Linked DNA regions of Homo sapiens: region 2 is linked to region 1. The links are chromatin contacts, found by Hi-C or POLR2A ChIA-PET in ENCODE. All regions are on one chromosome and are shown on one strand. The core of a region is the stretch at or near the end of the contact, and the rest is flanking DNA. Distances in the headings are between cores, read along the strand shown.

Region 1 (2,700 bases), core at 163-2,662:
AGCAGAATCTCCCTCTGCATGGCACCATTAACCAGCATCTTGAGTATTACACTTGTTTTAGAGAAGCTCAAATAAAGAACAAAGGTTTTCAGAGGAAAACAATGAAGAAAGGTTTCGGGATTTTTTTCTGTGTATTATAAGGAGATTAGGAGTCATATGTCTCCAAACATTTGAAATTGGATCAATTTAAGCTTGTCTGAGTTGTAAGTAATGACTGAAATCTAAATATTAGAAAGAAAATCTGTATATATCCTAAGGAAATACTCTTAAATACGTGAAATGATAGTGATTACAATTACACCAATTGAGGCATTGGTTATGATAGCAAAAAACAAAACAAACAAAAAAAGCCCTGTATAAAAATTTAATGATTAGCTCTAGAGCATTAGATAACCAAATTACCATATTATTGTGATACTGAAGTCACTTAAATAATGTGTAGTATAATACAAGATTATGCAAAACATTTGCATATTATTTTAAATGAACAAAGTTACAAACTAGGAATATACACTACAATCTCATTTTTAAATAAAAATATAGACATATAGAATAAGATTAAATGAACACACTTCAAAATGTTATTGACTTATTTCTAGGTGGTAGGATTTCAAGTGATTCTATTTGCTTTTGTTCTATGTATATGTATTTCCTGAATTCTGTACACTAAAAATCCTTTAGTAGTTAACTCTTACTGAGTTCTTACTCTATATATGGCATTGTTCTAAGCAAGTGCTTTATATGTCTTAATTTGTAAACACTTCAACAGCCCTGTAAAAGAGCCATTTCTACATTCATTTTTTTTTTTTTCGCCAGCTGAGAAAACGGAAGCCCGGAGCTTAAATGACTTGCCTAGGTTTCCTGAGTAGAAACTGACAGAGCCTAGATGTGAACCTTAGAAGTTTGGCACCAGAACCAGCACACTCCAAGCACTCCACAAATAAGAACTGTATTATCTTTCATAATTTTCAAAGAACCTTAATAATAATGATAAAAATAAAGGAAGATATTTGATTAATTTTAAGTTTGCCACACTTGCCATTCATCACAAAGATCAGTTCTATCTTTATTTCTACAAATTTACAAATTTTATTTCTACAAAATTACAGGAAACAATACTGGCCAATATTCCTCAGCAGTGTTTGAATAGAGCTTTTCCTGAAGACATGAGTGTCTTCTAAACTTTTAATTTTGTGACTTTAACAAAAACAAAATATCACATGTTGTTGTTGTCCTCAGGAGCACTAAGAAATTTCCTGCCTGAGAAGTAAATGACTGAGGGGAAAAAATTATAGACCATTATGGCATGCTAATAATCCAAATTAGATAAACAAACACAAGCAATGGAAAGGAAGAAAGAGCAAATGCATTCAGCAGAGAATGGTGATAAAAAATAATGGACAGCTCATTCTCCACAGCTAAAATTGCACAAGCTGAGCTGTCTAAGGGAAATGAGTCATCTGTTTCTCAAGTTATAAGGGAATCTTACAGAATATTTTGAGTTTGAATAGCTAACACCGCAGGCAATTGAAATAGGTCTCCAAATATCTGATTAAAGTCATGCATGATTACAGCTGGTATAGAATATTTTTGTACCTTTCTTGCAAATGGTAAAATGTAGGTTAAATCTCTAATTTTCTCTGTTACTTAACTTCTAAAGTAGGTATTAATTAAAGAAATAAATTAAGATATGCTTAACTAAATTCTTAGATATGAAAATGAAGTATGAAACTTTTTATTAGTACATTATTCACTTTTACAATGCTTCTTAATGAACTATTTGGTCCTTTGATTCAACAGTCCTTTTATCTCATATGAATTCTTTAAAACAAATGGATTTTCTGGAGTAGAATCCGGTTTTAAATATCTAAAATATCAGCCTCAGAATGCCAGAGTGACTGAATAGAAGGAAAAATGAGAAGAAGAAGAATATAAAGGGTGCTGTGCAATCATGACAGATAAAAACACAGGAGATCACAGTAAAAATAAAACTACCAATAGTGTCATCTATAGAATTCGGTCACCTATTTTTTCCAACTTAATTTGATCGAGCAAATTGCCTACAAAAAAACCATCCAGCAAGGTGATTTTTGTACTTCATTGCTTATAACTATAACTCCACCATCTGTTCTATAAATGATATATTAAAAATCAAATCAATGGTGATTTTTAAAACACATGTCCTTTTTAAGAATATGATATATTATCTCCCATGATTCCTTACCAATTTGCTACTTCACAGAAAAAAATGAATTGTCCTCTGGTTTCTTAAATTGTCTATGTAATAAAACACAGTAACACATACTATGAAAAGCTGAGGGTAAAACAGAACTTTAGGATCTTTCATAAGTTAAATATGTCATAATATTTTGTCATTTCACAAAGCAATGATGCTCAAGGAGATATTATTTGAAGAACAGATAGCCATAATCTCTATTAATACAAAAATATATAGGGAAGGACATTTTCATTTAGACTTTTATACACTATGATAAGTTTCTAACAATTTATAATTTTGGAACATAAATTATCATTGTCTAATTACCATATATATATATATATATGTCACTTCTGTTGCCCTTTATTTAATACTCTTATTCAAATAAGTAAGTGGAAAGTATTGCTTATGATGAGGTCAGATTAGGATTCTCCTTATTTTTATGTTAGTGTAATATGTCACTTCATTCTTTATTCCTTTCA
Region 2 (2,700 bases), core at 131-2,630, 51 kb after region 1:
GGTCATGGGACCATGGGCTTTAAAGTAGAAAAAGTTAACTTATCACAGATACTCCTGAATAAATCAGCTGCATCAGAATATCTCAGATTTCCCTACACATCTATCAATTATACATGGATAGGCCTTGGGAATCAATCAGTTTAACAAATGTCTGTGGCAGACTTTGCAGCTCTCCTGCCTCAGTATGCACTCCATCCTTCCTTCTTAGTAGCAAACCCCTATTACATTTTGGGAGCCATAGTTCTCAGCTACAGACTATAATTCCCAGGCTTTGACAAGCCATTCAGCTAAGTACCAGGAAATAATATGCATTTAGAAGTGTGTATCTTTTAAGGAGTCTCATTAAAGGGAGAGGTATACCTTGTTTTTCCTGTTCTTCTCTGCTTTTGGAGCTCTAGCTGCTAACTTCAACAGAGAGGTGAACTTGAGGATATCAGAATGGAAAGACAGAAACCTGTTGACAACAAAAAGGTGCTATACGCACTCTAGTATCTATCTCTGGACTTCTTTTACATGAGGAATAAATAAAGTTCTGTCTTCTTTAAGCCGCTTTTAGCAATTTTTCCCATGTTATACCCCAACACCTGGTTTTTACAGTGCCCAAGGTGATTCTGGTGGTCAACTAGGTATGGGAAGGACTGATAGTCCAATCAACAAGGCAAAATATTCAAAACCAGGGTGCATGGAAACTTCAAAATAAAAGCATTTGGCTTATGTACTTAAAAGATAAGTGGGAAATCACATCAGCTTAAGTATTTTTCTTGAAATCCATCAAATGTCAAAAATCCTAAACCAAAACTTACTCATTTCAAAGAATGATCAATGGAAATTTTATTGTGCCAGCACAAAAAAAGTAATTCATTTTCATCTCCATTCATTGACTGCTAATAGGTTTCTCCATTTTAACTGACATAATTTTTTTACAATATAGCATAATGATGTGAATAAAATATATCCAATGCTCCTTTGCAAACTGTTTTTTGAAAATCTCCCATGCACACAACTCCCTCCCCAAAATCCACACTTCCAACCAGTCTGTTAAATCCCTCCCTCCTATCAAGCCGCAGTAGATAACACATTTCTGTGCTCCCAAGATACACCATGCAAAACACCCTATCTCTATTAATATTCTAACTTGATTTCTGGATGTGTTCTCAGTCTAATATATACTTCAACAATAAGACAGTTTAGCAACTTTTTATCAAAATTTTATAATGTCTTTTATTCGAAAAAAATTATATTAAAAAATGATATAAGAACATTTTTTAATGTTCTTATATCAGATGACTATTTGGTAATACCTGATGTTGAATGAGAGCTTACAGTATGCCAGGCACCCCTTCAAGTGTTTTTCAAGTACAGATGAGAAAACTAAATCACAAGGAGATTGAGTAACTTCCCCAGGAAGTAACAGAGATTCTTAACCCACATATTTTGGCTTCAGATTATGGACTGTTATTCACTACTCTGTACTTCTTCTATGGGCAGCTAATATTAGTTTCATTTTAATGTAGTAACTCAACGATTGCTGCATATTCACTGTAAATACTGAAATCAATTTTGCGCTGGTGCAGCTACAGAAACAAGACCTGAAATAAGTCAGATTAAAGAAAAGTCTATTATATGCTGATTAAGCCACAATATATACCAAACTTCCTGGTACACATTGCTTATATAGTGTTACTTCAAATGAAAAGAAAGAGACAAACCTCAGAAATATTGTTAAGGAAGCTCTAGCAGGACTTGATAACAATGAGTATAGGTTGTAAAGAGACAGAAAAGTAAATACACCTCCCATATTAACAATTTGTGATTATAAGGGGAATAGTATGCACAGAAAATAAAAGTTGGGATAGAAAACTGGCTTAGAAAAAAATATTTAGTACTGTTTGGCTCATCACTTGAATAATGGTGTCATCTTACAAATGACATATAAGCAGCAACAATAACAAAAAACTGACAGTGAAATACAGCATGTCTCCAGTGCCTTTCAATTAATTGTTGGATTTGAATTAAGTTCACACATCTTGTCTAAAAAGCTAAGATTTTTCTTTAATTGTAAAAAAATCACAGATGCTCTGGTATCAAAAATACATTTACCATTCAGAAATGTCAGGTAATGCTACTTCCATTAAAATAGAAATTCTGGGTTTAATATTTATCAATTTATAAAATAGTTTACATATATTATTAAACCCTCAAATTCTTGTATTCCAATTGAAATCCACATAGTCTAAAATTCTCTGCTTATATGCCTGTCTGCCCCACTAGCCTTTCAGCTTACTGAGTATGATGACTGGCTATTACCCTTCTCAGTATCTCCAGGAACTTATATAAGGCATAAATATAGAGACTTGCAATAAATTGAATTGTATCTCCTTAGAGTGTAAGAGCCACAAGGGACCTCTATTTACAGATGCGCCTAGTGAAGTAAAAGAACAATCCATATTAAAGACTGAGTCAAGATTAGAACCAAGTCTCCTAACTCTATGACATCACCACACTCATACAAAAATATCACTACAATGAGGCTCCTGAATACTTTGAATTATCCATGACTTTACATTGCCTACGAGCCTACTTCTGATAAGAAACCATACTTGAAAGTAGCATAAGAGCAAGAATTAGAAGATGCATAAATAATATAGACCAGAGAGGCATAAGAGGTCAGAAGTTCAGTGTTTTGGATTTACTGGGTAA

What was found. Hi-C counts contacts between places; a loop is a spot of excess contacts on that map. ChIA-PET counts read pairs that join two places held with the same protein, here RNA polymerase II (POLR2A). Pooled maps may share reads with other maps.
Region 2: a loop to region 1 is called in a map of endothelial cell of umbilical vein, with 3 times the contacts of the local background. The contact joins two enhancer-like sites. A Hi-C loop is called at or near these places in 11 of 168 maps with a recorded cell type or tissue (CD14-positive monocyte, CD4-positive, alpha-beta memory T cell, CD8-positive, alpha-beta T cell and 7 more), 2 of 37 single-sample maps with no recorded cell type and 4 of 50 pooled maps. POLR2A ChIA-PET finds 5 or more read pairs at or near these places in 5 of 52 experiments (CD4-positive, alpha-beta T cell, MCF 10A, OCI-LY7 and 2 more).

The regions. Positions count from the first base shown.
Region 1 is chr1:97,848,704-97,851,403 of GRCh38, forward strand. The region is part of intron 2 of DPYD (dihydropyrimidine dehydrogenase); the gene reads right to left. Among named protein-coding and RNA genes, the nearest start is that of DPYD-AS2, 53 kb to the left of the region's middle. Within about 2 kb of position 1,413, at least 5 of the 41 ENCODE cell types and tissues checked have a DNase peak (open chromatin) inside an H3K27ac peak, as active enhancers do; they include CD14-positive monocyte and endothelial cell of umbilical vein, where a contact is called at or near this core.
Region 2 is chr1:97,899,776-97,902,475 of GRCh38, forward strand. The region is part of intron 1 of DPYD (dihydropyrimidine dehydrogenase); the gene reads right to left. Among named protein-coding and RNA genes, the nearest start is that of DPYD, 20 kb to the right of the region's middle. Within about 2 kb of position 1,381, at least 3 of the 41 ENCODE cell types and tissues checked have a DNase peak (open chromatin) inside an H3K27ac peak, as active enhancers do; they include CD14-positive monocyte and endothelial cell of umbilical vein, where a contact is called at or near this core.